Regions from separate parts of the Homo sapiens genome. Here regions 2 and 3 are each linked to region 1. The links are chromatin loops, found by intact Hi-C in ENCODE. Cell type or tissue: heart left ventricle. All regions are shown on one strand. Links, peaks and the distances in the headings refer to the core of each region. The heading gives the core; the rest is flanking DNA. Region 1 overlaps LINC02751 (long intergenic non-protein coding RNA 2751). Region 2 overlaps SOX6 (SRY-box transcription factor 6). Region 3 has its middle 120 kb from the start of LINC02682.

Evidence for each region. Hi-C counts contacts between places; a loop is a spot of excess contacts. Peaks named below come from ENCODE experiments on the same cell type or tissue, not always from the same donor. Only the 100,000 strongest peaks of a DNase experiment are listed, where the experiment ranks them.
Region 2: it touches region 1 in a loop (2.8-fold over the local background); 2 of 110 quality-filtered maps call a loop at or near these places.
Region 3: a loop joins it to region 1, with 2.1 times the contacts of the local background. A loop is called at or near these places in 3 of 110 quality-filtered maps.

The regions. Positions count from the first base shown.
Region 1 is chr11:15,647,169-15,653,080 of GRCh38, reverse strand. All of the region lies in intron 4 of LINC02751 (long intergenic non-protein coding RNA 2751), which reads right to left. Among named protein-coding and RNA genes, the nearest start is that of LINC02751, 97 kb to the right of the region's middle. RefSeq lists a silencer at 2,678-2,767. In heart left ventricle, for the core only: CTCF peaks have their summits at 2,714 and 2,913 (motif pointing left); DNase peaks (open chromatin) are centred at 2,300 and 2,840; H3K4me3 peaks cover 632 bases; H3K27ac peaks cover 1,744 bases.
Region 2 is chr11:16,182,604-16,188,515 of GRCh38, reverse strand. It overlaps SOX6 (SRY-box transcription factor 6), which reads left to right. Exons shown (of 16, transcript NM_001367873.1): 5 at 1,561-1,733; 6 at 4,562-4,630. Among named protein-coding and RNA genes, the nearest start is that of SOX6, 170 kb to the left of the region's middle. In heart left ventricle, for the core only: no CTCF peak of the experiment used is centred there; no DNase peak of the experiment used is centred there.
Region 3 is chr11:15,792,506-15,798,417 of GRCh38, reverse strand. No RefSeq gene overlaps it. Among named protein-coding and RNA genes, the nearest start is that of LINC02682, 120 kb to the left of the region's middle. In heart left ventricle, for the core only: no CTCF peak of the experiment used is centred there; no DNase peak of the experiment used is centred there; H3K27ac peaks cover 381 bases.

The sequences.
Region 1 (5,912 bases), core at 1,599-4,098:
GCAATGCACCTGCCTCAGCTTCCCAAAGTGCTGGAATAACAGGCGTGAGCCACTGCGCCCAGCCTGGAAGAATTTTATTTAAATTATTATTTTTATTATTAAAATAATGCACTAGCACAATGGTGGTGGGGATGGGGAGATGGATCAAGAGAGAAAGGTGGGGGTGGGTAATAAAATCAGAGTATTCAGACTTCAGTGGAAGGTAGGGATTACTGTGGTGGCCCAGGAAGTGGCCTGGGGAGTCTCACCAATGGGGCATGACTGCACTGATTCAAGGGCCTGGGCTCAAAAGGGTGTGTGTGTAGTGGTGGTATGTGCACATATCTGCATTGTGCCTGTGTGTGTCTGTGTGTGTGTGTATGTGTGTTGAACCTAATGCCCATAAGATCGTAGAACTTTTCTATACAAAAGAAAGGACTCTGGAGACTCATCCATGGATTGTGCAAGCAGGGGTGTGTGTGTGTGTGTGTGTGTGTATCTCTTTTTCTGTATTGAGGCCAGTTTCCATGAGAGGGTGACTTTTTTCACCTGTGTGCACTTGGAGATTTTTTTTTCCTTTTTTATTATAGTAAATGTAGCTTGAAAGCTGAGGATAGCATAGCTTTTCCCCGAACACAGATCACATCACATAATTTTTCTTTCAGAGAAAAGTGCTGCAAAATAACCTGCAGATGGTAAGTCTCTCTCTCTTTCTGTCCTGCTCTCGCGTGCTCTCTCTGTCTCTGTCTGACTCTCTCTTTTTCTCCATCTGTCTCCATGTCTCTCTGTATCTCTATCTCTGAGGCCCTATTTATAGCTTAAAATGCTTTCGCATTTTCACACTTGGCATGTAAAATGCCCCCGTATTACATAAAATAGCATGCATTCGGGTTTGTAATTAGATCGTTGTTTCATCCCAAGTTCCACACATAATGATGCTGGACCTTGTTCCTTATTCCCTAGTACTACCTGCAAATACTGCCAGGTCTGGGTATCCTGCCCTAACCCCTTCCCCAGTTTCGTTTTTGCCAACTCCCAATGACAATCCTGCAACCTCACTGCTCCCTGCTCCCTTGCTGATCCTCTCCTGCAGCCTTCGCGATGGGTTCAGCGTTCTTCGGCAGCGGCTCAGAGCAGCCCGGACCTCCTCTCTTTCTCTTTCTCTTTCTTTCTCTCTCTCTCTCTCTTTGGCATGGCCTGAACAATCGCCTCACTCTGTTAGCAAGGCCATCAGAATTTCTGAACACAGTCACAAAATTTATATCCCTCCAACTGCCCCGATATAAACACTACCCAGAGGAAAGGGAGGAAAGGTCTCTTTTCTCTAAAATAAGGAGACGCAATTTAAAAAAAAAAAAAAAAAGCGGGGGGGAGGAATCAAGATTCATTTTTAAGCAATCTGGACATGTGTTAGAGGATATTGCTGAGAACAATTAGGGATGTATGAGTGAGAGGTTTATTTCTCACTTGCTTGTCAGGTCAGAAGACAATCTGTTTATTTTCCTGCTACAGTTTTATTCGATAAACTGAAAGGATGGGAGCTAGGAAAGAGGGTATGAACAGGATGTGTGCTATCAATTTGTCAAATAAATAATCGTGCTTGGAAACAACAGATTTTATTAATTAGACAGGATAGTGTATTATTACCATTAAAGTGTTATATTGCATTAATTTTTATATTTTACTCCGCTACTAATTACTGTAAAAGATTTCGGGAATGAAGCAAAATAAAATCATGCCGCATTATACATAATGTAAAGATAGCGTGAATTAATTTGTCGGCCGCTCCCCGTCTGCCTCCGGGAGAGGAAGAGGCATGGAAGGGCCTCCGCTGCTCGGCTTGCCGGCCGCTCCAGAGCTCTGCACCAGCGCTGCTCCCGCCTTGTCGCAGGAGGCAGCTATGAAGACCTAAGGTTCAAGACCCGGCTCAGCCGCGAACTTGCTTGGTACCCTTTGGCAAATCACTTCTCTGAGGCCTCGGTTTCCTCTTCTGTAAATGTAAACATCCCTTCTTTTTTTTTTGCCTTACGGGGTGGTTGTAAAGAGCTAACGAATTCCCGAGAGTAAAAGTGCTTTCAAATGTCAGAGGTGGGGAGACGGGTTGAAATCCAGTACAATAAGAGTAGGTAGACAGAGGTGGGGGGCGTCCGGAGTTCAGACCCTGCAGGGGCAGGTCTGGTCAGATTTAATGCTCAGAGGCTGCCAGGGCAGGGGGCCTGGAGAGTTAGGGCTTGGGAGGGAATTAGGGCTCTCCAAGGCCATCCAGCGGTCGTCTCAGCCACCCCCTCACTGCACAGTGCCTGGGAGCGGGGGCCCATGGCCACACCCTGGCGTAGCCGAGTTCCTCACTGTAAATGCAGACTAGAAGACACCCCCGTTATCCCCAGGCGCTCACACCAGGGAATCCCCCACTGGGTATTGGCACAGTGGAAAAAAGCACGATTCTCGTCAGACAGGACCAGGTTTTAATAACTGCACAGCCACGCAAGAGCCATGTGGCCACAGCCAGTCCCTTAACCTCTCTGAAGGGCAGTTTCTTCCTCAGTTAAAAAAAAAAAAAAAAAAGTTGTTTGCTCAGGAAGAAAATTCCCACGCTGGGCACAAGTTCTGGCTAAGGAGTCGGCGGGCTGGGCCCTCACGAGGGTGCCAGGGTCCCCAGGGCTCCCCATGACAGCACAGCCGCATGGGGACCAGGAGCCCCAGCAGAGCCCTCCCCGTCCAGCTCCATCCAGGCGCTGCCTCCCGGGTCCTCGCTGACCTCCGCTCGGGCAGAAGCCACCGAGTCCCAGGGCGGCCCCCAAGCCCCACCCCGGGGGCGCGGTTCTCCCTCGCTCGGCGGCCGAAGCCCAGCCACGTTTTTCTCCAGGCTGGGTCTCCGCAGCCAGGGCCAGGCGAGGGCCATTTCTCACGACCCGCTGCCACCTACCGTCCGCAGCGGAGAACTGCAGGCCGAGCGCGGCAGGCCTCTGGGAAGCTGCCACCCAGATGGACCAGATCCCCAGGCGGCGCTCAGGCCTCTCGGCCTGGAGCCCCAGTTCCCAATGTGTTCCGGATACGTGTTGCAGCCTTGTGGGAACAACTCAGCTGGCCACCTGAAGCCCTGATGCTCTGGCTTGCACTGTCACTGGGGTAACTGGACCCCTGGGGACACAGGGGCACGAGGGCAAGCCACTCCCTCCCCATCCGGCTATAGTCTCCTTTAGAGGCCTGAAAATCCTGCCCCTGGGTTTGGAGGGCTGTCTCTGGCTGCTTGAACTGGACCTGATGTAGGGCTTCCAGAGACAATTGTCCCGGTTTCCAGTTTCCAGAGTTAGAACTTCGCCTGCCCTGCAAGTCTGACCTGAGTCTGAGCTGGGCCTGCCTTCAGCTTTCTCCGTATTCTCTGGATCCCTTATGTGACCCTCTCTTGGGGCATGGATCAGGCAGCCCTGCAAAATAGCATGGTCCCAAATCTTGACTTCTCCACTCACAAGCTAGCTTATCTGCGGTAAGTGACTCAGCCTGACTAGGAAAACTCCTAGTTTTCCTCATCTTTAAACCAGCAATATCAGTAGTAACTTCCATATACGGTTGCCATGAGGATAAAATGAGTGAATATATATATACAAAGGAATTAGAACAAGGCCTGGCACACAGTAAATGGCTTATACGTGCATAGTAGTGCATTATCCAAGCATTAGGGATTATCTGTGTCGGTGTTATCTGTGTGCCTGTCACAAGACTTCCATTTGATTGTGAACTCCATAAGCATAGAAATCATCTCTGATTCAGCCATGAATCCTCAGCTACTTGCACACAGAAGGATGCAGTACCACTTATCCATGCATTCATTCATGCATTTAATAAATATTTATTCTACTATGTGCCAAGCACTGTGCCCTGGGGTTACAAGCATTAATAAAGACAACGACCCTTCCCTTATGGAGGTTATATTGTTTGGAGAAGACAGAAATAGAGCAAACAAGTAAGTCGATAAAATGGGCACATCTTGTAGTAAGTGCAAGAAAGAGAACAGCCAGACTCTTTGAAAGAGAATGAAGGAGGAGGAGCATGGAAGAGAGCTTTTGGATGGTCAGGGAAGGCATTGCTTCTAAAGGCCTCTGAAGAGGCGATAATTAAGCTGAAACTTAGATGAAAAGGAGGAAGGGGTATAGGCAAAAGATGGACTGCATCTTATATGAAAAGGATGCCTGGGGTATAGGCAAAAGATGGACTGCAAAGGAGCAGGAGGAAACTTCCCAAGGTGATGGAAATGTAACGGTGGTTGCCTAAGTGTATTTATAAAGTTGTCAAAACTCATCAAACTGAACCCTGAAAAGGAGTGAATTTTATTCATACAAATTATGCTTCAGGTTGGGCTCAGTGGCTCACGCTTGTAATCCCAGCACTTTGGGAGACCGAGGTGGGTGGATCACCTGATGTCAGGTGTTCAAGACCAGCCTGGTTAACATGGTGAAACTCCGTCTCTACTAAAAATACAAAAAGTAGCTGGGCCTGGTGGTGTGCACCTGTAATCCCAGCTGCTTGGGAGGCTGAGGCAGGAGAATCGCTTGAACCTGACAGGCAGAGGTTACAGTGAGCTGAGATCACACCATTACACTCCAGCCTGGGCAACAAGAGTGAAACTCCATCTCAAAAATAATAATAATAATAATGATAATTATTATTATTATTATTATGCTTCAATAAAGCTGATTTAAAAATAAAAGATGGTAGCCAAGTAAAAAATCAAGGAAGAGCATTCCAGACATAGGAAAAAAGAGCTGATGCGTAGCCTCTGAAGCAGGGAAAATCTTTTTGCATCCTAGGAAGGCCTGTGTGGATGAAGCAGGGTAAAGAAGAGGGAAGGTAGCAAGAGATGAGGCAAAGACATGACATCCTGGACCTGGTGGGGTTAGGATTTTATTCTGTGTGAACAGAAAAAGCCCTTGATTTGCTATCAAAAGTCCTAAACCCTGGTCTGGACTTTCTAGCTGTGTTGTCTTGGATGAATCATTGAACTATTGTGAACATTTTTTAAATCTGTAAAATAGGAATAAAAATGATATGCAGGGATCCCATCAAAGGGGGCTGCAGCCAGGGCTGACTATGAAGGCAGGTTGACACCTGATGCCTGGGGATATACCCACATATTTTTATTGGGCACTCAAAAGATTGCTTATTGAATTAAAATAGTACATGCCTGTATGGAGCAGAGACCTATGACCTTTCAAATAGCAGTTGGTGAGTGGTGGGGAGGAAGAATGGGAATTATTCCCATAATTATGGCATTGACTAATTAGGGCATTGAGTCCTTCAGTGTGTCCTCACCTACCCAATACTGTTTTTCTCTCTTATAGAAAATTCTTATTTTCCTTGGTCTCATAGCATGTGTCACAGTTTATTATTATGCATTTAAATTCTGTGCATCTTTGTTCAGTGTCTGACTTTCTGCAGACTGCAAGCTCCATGAGGACCAGAACTGTGTCTCTTCTCTAAACCACTGTACCCCAGTATCTAGCACTGTCATTGGTACATAGGAGGCACTCAATAAATACTAATTGAATGAATGAATGAATGACTATAACCATCCATTTATCCAAAGACAATTAACTATCCACAGGGCCCTTTCTGCTTCTTCCTAAATAATCCACCTTCTTCCCCTTACCCACTGGAAGCTCATCACCTAAGCCTTCCTTTTTGGGTTTTCTCCATCATCCTCATTCTAAATTCAGCACCGCCCAACCCCACAGAGCTTCTTTCTTTCTATTTTAATAAACATCTACACAAAATTAAGGAGAGAAAGACTGGTGGTTGTGTTTGATTTCACACTGGTTTTGACGTTTGATATTGTAAACTTCTTTCACCTTAATTTGATTTTCTGAAGTAGATAGGGTCAGATCAACTATAATTCCCATTTTCCACATGAGGAGCCAGACAGTTGAAGAGATGGA
Region 2 (5,912 bases), core at 2,076-4,575, 530 kb before region 1:
TGGGAACCTGCTTTTGTATTTTGGAAGTTCTGGATCAATAAATTCTTCCTTTTACCAAGATGAAATTCCCATTGCTGAAGTAAAAACCCATTTTCTTTTAATAAATTCCAGGATCTAGAAGGAGTAGCTGGCGACTAGCCTTGATACAGTATTTGTTTCCTTATCAGTGGAATACACTTTCTAACAACTTTATTTTTCCTTTAATTTTGATTTTAGGCCATCATTGAGCTCAGTAAATCTGAGGATATAAGAGATACTGACAGCTTTTCTTTTTTTTTTTTTTTTTGGACCTGAGTTGACATTAAGAATCCCACGATAGTCCTAAATGTGGTAGCTTCTCTGTTGATGTCAGTCCTACCTTTCAGAAATCATATACTAACAAGTGCTAGCCTGCATCCTCTGAAGTTTCTCTTTCTCCTTTGGGCTACTTTAAAAATAAGGCCACTCATAATTAAAATATTTTCTGGGATTGTAATGGTGCTTTCTTAGTAGGAATGAGGGGGTTTCATAAGGAGGTTGGAAGTCTCTCCTTCTGCACACACAAAAATTGGCAATCTTTGTCCCCTTTGACAGCTGGTGGCATTTTTCTGAAAAGCTTTCAAATCACAGATCATTTCTTCATAATGAAATCTGTGTGGTTCAGATACAGTGGGTTGAAATTCTTATCTTATGCTGCGGTAAAATGCTCTAATTTAGATTCACAAAAGGATTCTGTACCGTTTACTTAGGAGAGCTGTGCAATTTGCCCATAAAAAGACTGTTCAGCACCATTAGTGCATACCATAAGTGTTCAGCGACATCATATTCATTAAACAGCATATCCTTATGCATAACCTTTTCAACCTTGAATGTGTTTTTTTCTCTTTGAAAAATGACAAATGACAAAGGGGTGATAGAGCCCCCCAAGCAACACTGTTGCCTTTACAGATGAACTTGGGAATTTTACTTGATCCTTTCTCAGGAAAAAAAAAAATCACATTCAATCTTTTCTCACCTGAGGCAGTTTTAATTCTCTCTGTAGTATTCTCTCTATGGCCAAGAGATTGACTGCTAACTTCTAAACTTCAGTGACATATCTTTGTACAATAGAAAATTTTGTGAGGGTAAGGATCAGAAACTTCCTCAAGTAACTTTTATTAAGCACCTACTATGTCTTAGATACTGTTAGTCACTGAGCTTAGAGGTGATTATAGAATATTAATATAATCTATAGTTTCTGATCTTTCATATTAAATATCATGGATTTCCTAGCTTAATCAGATAGATTGGGGGCAAAAAGGAGAAAATGGGGTAAGTCTGCTTTTTTTAGAGCAAGAGGGGAGAGTGAGTGAGAATTTTACCAGTGACAATACTTTCTCTTGGCAGGAACAGTGAGGAACCCTAGCTTTCATTCCACTGCTGTAATTACTCTCTGGTGTTCCTGTACCCTCAATGGCCTCCAGTCATTGTCCCAGATCTTTAAATGTCTTAGGATAGTCCCTTTCTAAATTCTGCCCTCCTTTCCCTTATTCGTCCAGGTATTTCTCAAGCTTGTGAGATCTCTTCTTGCTTCCATTTTAGGTACACCTGAGAGCCTGGCAGAAAAAGAACGGCAGCTCTCCACCATGATTACCCAGCTGATCAGTTTACGGGAGCAGCTACTGGCAGCGCATGATGAACAGAAAAAACTGGCAGCGTCACAAATTGAGAAACAACGGCAGCAAATGGACCTTGCTCGCCAACAGCAAGAACAGGTGAGCCCTGCAAAAGGCACTGACGAACTGGAGATGTGGAATGTGCCAGGCTCAGAGAGTAATCAAATTGATTGGCTTATTTGTTGTAAGCTTTCCTAAAAAATAAAAATAAAAATAAGAAAAGATGGAAAAAAAAAACAAAGCCTTCTGGAAATCTAGGGTCTTCAAGAATTTTGAGGGAATATGTGTACAAAAAAGGCATCATAGCAACTGGGCATAACTAAAATGATACATTGTTTCAGGTTTGGATTTGATTAATGATTTGGGGATGCTTATTCATATAGACATCACATATAATCCCTCTGTAGCTTCACTATGAGTAAGTGACTTTTCTCTGGGCCTTATTTTCCTCCCAGAAAAAGGGGGTTCTGTTCCAGAAAAACTTTGGGAATCTTTTAGCTCATTGGTGCAATGATTTTCTTCAGGTTTAAAGTCCAAAGAGGTGACCATACATTTCAGTTTTCCCCAGATAGCCCTGGTATAATGCCTGTTTTCTAGAGTAATAATACCCTGCCTCCTTTTACTTGTGAAAGTTTTCTTGGTTTGGATGATACATCACATGGTCACTATTTATAGCATAGGTAAGTCATTGAATACAAATTAGTACATCGTTCCTAAAAGTATTTGACCTGATTGACTTAGAATTGAGAATGAAGAAAAAATAGCAAAGTTTAAATGTATGTCTTTTAAAAATAAATCACTTTCCCAAATGTTTTTTCTTGTCTCATAAGAGTACATTAATCTAACAATGATCCTATAGAGTAGTCCCTGATGCTTTAGATCAGACAGATCTAAATTAATGTGCAGTTTTTAGGAATCTGACATTATTACTGGAATTATCTTTTCAGTTAAATGTATTTTATAGGAGTATATAGAGCAATATATGCTCTGTTGATTTTAATGAGTTGTGATGTCTGGTATTTTATATGCTTGAATATTTGCCCACATGTAGGAATATGGACTCAGCCCCTAATGGAAAATAACATAAAGGAACACTGTAAAAAATCAGAAGTTAGAATGTCATTTAGCCATCCAGAGATGACACAGTAATTAACTATTGACACTTGTGAATAAGCTAGCACAAATTAATCTTGACACATTTGCAGACGAGTGATATCTTACAGTGAACACTTTGTAATTATATTTCAAAATGAAAATTAAATGACACTTAAAACTAGGTTGTCATGCTCAATGAAGCGAGCATGTAGCTCAACCTATTGGCAAATAAAATTCAGAATTTGAGCCACATGGCGCTTATGTACCATACTTCACTGTGTCAAACCCATACGTCTAGAGTGGATGATAGTAATTGCACTGTGGTGTTTTGGATGCATTTCTATGCAGCACTTTATCATTTAGGAGGGACCATCAATATTAGATGCCTAGTGGCATTTCACTGGTTTGCTAAGAAGAAATAAATATTCAGAGGATCCAGCATCTATACCTAGAGCTGCAGAATGAGTTGTACATTTCTGATTTGAATATCCACAAGCAGAGTGGGCCATCCCAACCTGATTAAATACTATTTCCACTTTAAGTATAAAGCTCTGACAAGGAGGAGTCTCATTTCTCACACTGTAGTCTACATTAGGGGCAGCTTTATCATGGCTTCCAGTAGGAACCAGTTGTCATCCAAAATCAGAAAGCAACATTTAGAAGCAGACTGCTATTTTGTCATCTTGTGCTGAATGAAATATAATTTGGGCACTACCCCCTGCATAGGCTAAAACATTAAAAAGGCTTGGGAAGTATATAGCTTGGAACTGATTTACACTCATTTTCACTTCCAACATAACCCATTCTAGAATACTGGCTTTGGAAGTAGGAAGAAATAGGAAGAAAAGACACTCTTGACAAAAAGGCACTACTAAACAAAGTCCTGAGTGCTCTCTGGCTGCTTTTCTCTCTGGCTTCCTAGGTTGGCAGTGAGTGTGTTCTCACTAAGGATCATCTCTCTGGACTTCGAGCTGTAGCAGCTCAGCTTTTGAGTCAATAGTGGCCTGATGCCTGACTCATACTTCATAGTAAACACTATTATCCTAAGGAAGCTATTTGACCTCCTGAGGGCCAGAGACAGTCATCAGTAGGGCTTGCATTAAATGGTTAACATTTCTTTTTATAGACCAGATAATGTGTTTAGATGTTGAATTTGATTGTTGGATGAAACAAGGAAATATAAAATTTGTATATAGATCCTGTACTATGAAATAAACACATTGTTCTCAAAAGGATAAATGGATAAATGTTAAATTACAGCTTAATTTGTTTTTAAAAATATTTTGTACATCACATACAGCATCAACAAAAAAAGCTAAAGATTTTTTACTTTTTGCTGTGTCCTTTGGCACTCCTTTAACAATATTTGTAAATGTATCAGTTCTGAAAATCTTTGTATCAGGAAAGGTTTTGCCAACATAGACCATATTAAGCAATAATACGAAGATTTTTCCTGTCTTTGCTTACAGATTTTACTTTTTACATCCAAATTAAGCCATTTAGAAAAATGTAGCCAGAGATTTTTCTATCTCTATTCTACAAGGATTCGATTTCTAAAATCCCATGATTTCCAGCTGACCAGTGCAGATATAGGTGAATAGCTCACAAATATAATAGAAGGGGTAGTTTTCCTACAGATAAAGCAGAGAGGTGGCACTTGTTTAAAAATTTTTCCTTTCATCCATCTTTCTGATTTGGCCTCTCTCATTTTATAGGAACTCTTTCACATAGAGGTGCGGTAAAAGATTGTTGTAATACCAGGAGAAATACCTGAGGTAATGGCAGAGGTGTAAGCATTTCATTTTAACTTAATGAAACTTTATTTCTGATAGATTGCGAGACAACAGCAGCAACTTCTGCAACAGCAGCACAAAATTAATCTCCTGCAGCAACAGATCCAGGTCAGTGTATTTTATTACTCTCGTCTGATTATACTTAGATACTTTCCTCCTTGAAAATGGAATTTAAAACTCTGCAGATGTACCCCTGTCTTATAAACAGCACCAATAAGGCTGTTTTCAAGGATGTTGTGCACAATTCTATAATTGAATGTAAGAAATATGGACTAGATGGTGGCCTAAGCATTATTCTCTGATGTGATATGTAAGCAAAATAACCCTTATCTTTTTTCTTTTTGCCTTTTGCCTAACACTACTTACTGGGAACCTAATGGTCTCCCAGGTAGCATACAGATGGTATTTTTTATTGCCACTGACCACTTTCTGTTTTGTATTTTACCATGTAATAGTACTGTAGAGAGAACTTACTTTTAATTTACTTGTTAGGACTAATTGGACCAATTATGAGAAAAATCTGGAAAAAGGCTGTTAATAATTTGTTCCTTAACAAATATTAATTGTATTCCTTCTAGATGCTAAAGGGAATAGAGAGATTAATGAGTGATAGTTTGTCTTCAAGGAGCTTACAGTCTAAAAAGGAAGAAAAACTTGTTCCTGAATAATTATGACATGGTGTAGAAAATCCCTTTTTCTTATGGCAATGTAAAAATATATAGATCATAATTACAATGATCTGGGGAGGAAAGGTGATGGTCTGATTTCCGACATTCTTTTAGATACTTGATGGTTAACTCAATGAACAGCTATTTGAGATAGGCAAGGAAAATGGTTTCCCTTTCCAAATAGAAATATAGGTGTGTGACTTCTAGAAAGCCCTAGAATAAGGAACTGGCTGTCTAGTGACTAATCCTTAGAAACACTGATCACAGAGTTATGCCTATCCTACGGTAGACTCTTGTTTCCCTTGATTATTGGAGAACCTGCTGGGATCTTGATTCAAACTAGCTGGGCCAGTGTATTCTGAATTATGTTATTACTTTTCTTGAGGTTAATATCATGCCCTTCTGTATTTTAAAAAAAAAATCAGTAGCATGAGGTCATAGTTTACTGCAATATTCTATCTCATTGATGAATAACAAGGATTTTACCTTCGATCCTTGCTTCATTTTGTTAATCATACTCAGTGTTCCAGGTAGTTACTGCACTTAAAGTACTAATTTGGTATCTGAAGCAGTCCCTTTACCTAATTGGCATTTTGTCCAGCTATTTTCAGTAGGAGATCTTAGCCAACTTTTTTGTTGGTTTTTGTCGTATTCAGTATTCCATATTCAAGTACACATGTTGCAAAATAAAAAGTCCAAATATAGATGAGTTGTAATGTCTG
Region 3 (5,912 bases), core at 2,042-4,541, 140 kb before region 1:
TCATCAGTATGTCCTCAATGTCCAATACAAAGCATAATACAAAATAGGCATATAAATGTATGTCAAATTGATCAATGCATAAATATTTTGTCCAATATATAAATAAATTAATTTTATATTTATAATCTTGTTAATAGTTATGCTCATTCATATTTCTAGAGCACTTTAACTTTCAAAGACCTTTCTTTTTCAGTAAAGTTTGCCTTAGGAGGACAAAGTGAAAGTTAAGGACCCGGTTACTGGGAATACACATCAATTTCCCAACCCTGAAATAAGACGATTAATTGTGAAGGAGACAAGCCTCACAAAACTGCCTCTGCAGACTGTCTTTCTGGACCATATGTTCCAGGTTCTCTGCAACAGACCTGGTTGCTATATCTATTCCATTGTCCCCATAAGGATATTCTTACTTGTCAAACATGTGTCCTGATTTCTCATTTAGAAAATATGGTCACCATATGCATGTTATAAAACTTGAGTCCCTAGACTAACTTCACCCTTCCATACAGGTATTGCCAAATCTCATATCCTGCTAGATTTTCTATGGATGCTTCAAACAAGTGCTGATTGCAGCCCTTTGCATTGATCATGAACAGATACACTAACAAGTCTATTTAAATTATTAACGTAGTTTTCCATAGAAAGATGATTTCAATGACTTATTACAAAAAATGCATTTTTCAAAGCACATTTGAATTATTTATCTAACACAATCAACTTATTTTTATTCAATTTGAGCATTTTCTGATTCTCCTAAATAAAATGTTTGTGATGACTCTAATAGGGATCAATGAAATTAATAAAATCTGATTTGACATTATGTTGGATTTGTTATTTTACACATTTCCCAAATTAGATGAACCAAGTCAAATTGAGGTAGTTGATAAACTTGATTATCTGATTCCATGGATATTCTGGATAAATTTTAGAGACAGAGTATGGTATCAGAACAGACATTATTTCTGAATTAGACTCTGATACCAATTTATTCTGTGACTCTGAGAAAACTACTTCCACTCTCTGGGCCTTAGTTTTCTCCTTTGTACATTAGGTGACTTAGTCTAGGTTGAGTGACTTGCCTAGGTCAGTGGTGCTTTCTCTTTTTCCTGTGGAGTCTGGGAGTCCTTTGGAGGCCTAAGGATCTCCCCTGGCAAACTTTCTCCCTACCCTTACTTCAGTAGATAAGCATTTATCTGTTACTTATACACACCAGACCACTATGTAAAATATTGTTTGGAGAAAACAGGTTCTAGAACTACAATTGTTTTATGGAATTTTTTGGGCAATTTGGATCTAGATTTCCACTTGATTTCTTCATTAAAATACTTCTGTGAGGCATATAGAGTTTACCTGAGCAGAGAAGAGGCCTAGGCATGTATATCAGGGATGAATAGAATCAGAAAATTTTCAGTATAACCTGCTGGAGAGAAGGAGGCAGTGGTTAGGAATATTGTCGGACTGGGGTAGAGAAATGAGGTAATCATCAACGAACTGTTAGACCTTCAAGGGAAGGATCAACATGGTCAAGGTAGTATTTCAACCTGGGGAGGCATCTTTAGTTCTAAGCATCGGTAGGAGGAAAGAAGCGTTGAGTCATTAGTTACTGCACTAAAATGGACTTTAGGCCAGGCACAGTGGCTCATGCCTGTAATTTCAACACTTTGGGAGGCTGAGGCAGGAGGACTGCTTGAGGCCAGGAGTTCGAGACTAGCCTGGGCAATGTAGCAAGACCCTGTCTCTATAAAAATAAAAAGTTAGCCGGGCATGGTGACGTGCATCTGTAGTCCCAGCTACTCGGGAGGCTGATGCAGGAGGATAACTTTAGCCCAGGAGTTTGAGCTCTGATTGCACCATTGCACTCCAGCCTGAGTGACAAAGTGAGATCTTGTCTCTGAAAAAAGGAAAAAAGAAAAAAAAAAAACTTTAAAATTCATCAAATACAAATAGAGTCATATATTGACAGCTGGTCCCCTAGAACATGAGCCAAGCTTTGATATGGCTATGTGTATGCAGAGATTGAATGGATCTAAGTGGGAAAGTTCCAGAAAACTGGAGGGAAAGGAGAGCACTCCATTTCTGGGATGATCAGTTCTTGACTTCTTAAATTGTAGGCAGTGGTGTGTTCCCTCAGGAAATTGTGACCAAGACTGGTAGAATATTTGTTAGGTTTATCCTTGTATCTAAAGGAGTCTAGTATTTGCCTTGTTGCATTCAACCCATTAGTTGGTAGGCCTGGAGGTTATCTGTGGCCCCATGTACTCTCTGAATTGCTGATTTCTCAGTATTCCTGATACATGGATCCATGCAAACCAGATTTCTTATTGCTATACTGGCCACCTGAATAGATTTTCTTTCACAAAAACTCCAGCCTAATTCAAGCTTGGGCTCACCACTTGTACGTGTGAAAAGGGCCTTTGGCTTTCCCCCTTAGACCCTTAGAGCAGGGTCAGTCTTTTTTTTCTTTTCTTTTGTTTTTCTTTCTTTCTTTCTTTCTTTTTTTTTTTTTTTTCATCTCATAGTCTGTACTGCTGAGGTCCTAGCAGGCCTTGGGATAAGTCTGTCCAAGTTATAACCATGAACAGCTCATACTGAGATGCTCATAAAGCAGCACAGTTTTGGCTGGGCTCTTAAAGCTGTGCCCATTCTAGAATTCTTTAAGTCTAGAGAAGGGCTCTTTCACAAGGCAGAACTAGCCACATGGAGTATCACTGAGAATGGAGCTCAGTTGCAGCCTTGACTGGTTGTTCAGGACATCGGTTTAGTGATTCCAGCAGCCTGTCAGCTGCTCTGCCTCCTGAAGGCTGCCATGGCCAGGAGGGAATTTGACTTTCCCTCATTGATTTTCTTTTTAGTTCTTGGCACCACACATTGTGAATCCATGGCACTCTCTCGCTCTCTCTATTAGTATCTCACCAGTCTTGCTCCTGGTTGTGGCTCTTTTCCAGAAACTTTTGATCTTTCTCCAAGGATGAGAATGCATTTCTAGGAATGGAGGGCTACTGCAGAGGAGGATAATTGGCTTCAAAATTTCCCTGTGTCCCCTGGAGAAAGGTTGGTCAGAATTCTAGCACCTTGGGTTTAATGCCACCTCACCTTCCTTTCTGTCCTCTAAGACCCTGTTACCTTGAAATGGGGTTTCACTCACAGAGCCCATGACAAGTTAGTTGATTTCCCCAGAAAGTGCCATAACAAATCTGCCTCCCCAGGAGAGGTGACGTGACCACCTCATTATGTGTTCTGACCTTCAGTGGCACACACCATCCCCAGTCCCACTCCCCAGTCCTGACCTTCTTTTCATCCCTCCATCCTTGTGGTTCTGACAAGACCTGAGTGGGAGAATGTCTGTGCATGCAGTGTCTCTGCACAGAAATTCATTTTGTTCCCCAGAGGGAAATCCTTCAGCATAGGGTTGGTATCCTCTTCCCCGTACTATCTACCACAGCCTGGCTGAGCTCAATACTCAACACACTCTTATGATTAATTGAATGTAACACAAACCTGTGTGCTTGTCCAGCTTACACATCACCGTTTCAAACCTTACTTCATTTGACCTTTCACTATAACCAGGAGAATCAAGAAAGGTTGGCTGAAAGTTGAACTCAGCTGGGATGCTGAGATGGCAGATCTTTCTCTCTGTCTTCGTGTAGTCTAGGACTACTCTCTCCATGTGGCCTCTCCACTTGCTTTCTCCAAGTAGACTTTCCAGCAGGCAGCAAGACTTCTTAAATGGCAACTCAAGGCTACTAAAAGGGCAAATATGGCCAGATATTCTTAAAGCTTAGGCCCAGATTTGGCATAATATAATACTGTACTCTATTGGTTAAAGTGTGTCACAGGCCAACTCAGTTTCATTGTGGGAGGAGACTATATCAGGACATAAATACTGAAAGATGTGATTCATTGAGATCATCTGATCTTTGAACACCACCTACTACAGTTTGTGATCAATTTCTTGGGAACAAGGCTCTCAGTGCTGTGGCTACTCTCATAATTTCCTGGCTGATGAGAATAATGGCCAGGTTATAAAATAAACAACATAAGGTTCTTCATCCTGGGTCATCCAAGAATTTAGAGAGAGGGACCAATACTTCTCAGAAGGATTCTGTTAAATGAAGGTGATGCTCTGGAGTCCTTCAAATGAAGATGAAAATGACACTGGGCCTACCAAATAAGTAGGCCACATTGCCCCTTATACATAGCATATTTAAATGCACAAGTAGAGATGAGTTAGTAGCAGTCTACGGTCTGCCTAGGTCTATTCTTATGGTCCTCCACTTAGTCCCAAAGCAGTGACTAATAGAGGCAGGTGGTATACAAAGAACAGGAACATTTCAGTGATGCAGACCTGTGTTTGGTTCCTTGTATTAACACTTAACAGTTGTGGGGGCTATAGTCTCTGCTTCAGGCTGGCTGTAGTGGTTCATGCATATAATCCCAGTGCTTTGGGAGGCCAAGGCAGGAGGATCACTTGAGGCCAGGAGTTTGAGTACAGCTTAGACAACATAGCAAGACGCCATCTGTACAAAAAAAATAAAATAAAATAATTAGCCAGGTATGGTGGCACGTGCCTATAGTAGTAGCTACTCAGGAGGTTGAGGTGGAAGGATCACTTGAGCCCAGGAGTTTGAGCTTACGGTGACCTATGGTTGTGGCAGTACACTCCAGCTTGGGCAACAGAGCAAGAGCCTTTCTCTAAAAAAAAAATAAAAATAGGCCCTGCTTTAGAATAGGGATTTCATAAACTTTATATATTTTTTGATCATATATTTTTGTGCATTAACATAAAAACAGCAAACGTTTAGAGGGACTACACAATGAGTCAGGTAATGTTCTAGTTGCCAGGAATGTTTTTACTTGATGACTGGAGAGTGTAGGGGGTGAAGGAGAGGAAGAAATAGAGGATTACTCATCTATCTATTTGTAGCTTTGGGAAGCTAGATAGATGGTGAAGTCATTCACTGTATTAAGAAAAGCAGCAGAAGGAGAAAGTTTCTTCCCTCTTGTCGGATTTCCTGGTTACTATAATACCATCTCTGAAGCACTGAGGCCTTCCTTTGGAACTTACAGTCCCAGTGCATAAGTGTATAAGTCAGCTGTCATTAGGTAAGGCTCACATTACATATGAGCAAACTTAAATTTTATGTTTAGGAGCCACTGAGACTTTAGGGAGTTACTATGATTGTACTCAGTAAAAGCTGACTAATACAGAAGTTGTACCAGAAGTGGGGTGTTACCATAACAAAACAAAACAAAAACAACAAAATTATGTAACTAGCTTCAGAGTCAAGCAGTGGGTAGTGAGGAAACTATTATTGAATCTGATAACATTATGACTCACATTAGGAAATAACTAAACATTTGTAAAACCATAAGATAACTTGCAAGACAGATAATTTATCTAATGAAGCAGTGGCTTTAGGTGATAAGGTTGGCCAGTGGGATGAGGCATGTGTGACTTAGTTGTTCATAAAAGGATATGACAAGATACTATAAAGAAGAGATGAGTTCAGAAGGACATGGCTAGTTTTAAAGCAAGAATAAAAAGAAAAAGAGAGTCTTGAACTTTCAGAATCTGTAGGTTGTAACAGATTCTTGTATTTAACATATAAAAGTTAAACTGGAAACATGTCAAGCAACAAAAGCTTATTATATTATGGTCTCAAGGCAAAGTTCAAATCAAGGATGTGATCTCCATGTTCTTTCTTAAATCCTGTAATTTATTAAGGTGACCCCTAGTACATGATTTAAATTGGACAAAATAGTTCAAAGAAAGGAAAGAAAGGTCTTCTGTCTTATTAATGTATAATAACTGTAAAGTCCTTCCAATTAGTTATAGAAAGAAACGCACGTCCAGAAAAGAATTCCAAGTGTGGCAGTTGGCATAAAAAGTTGGTTGGTGAAAAGGACCATAA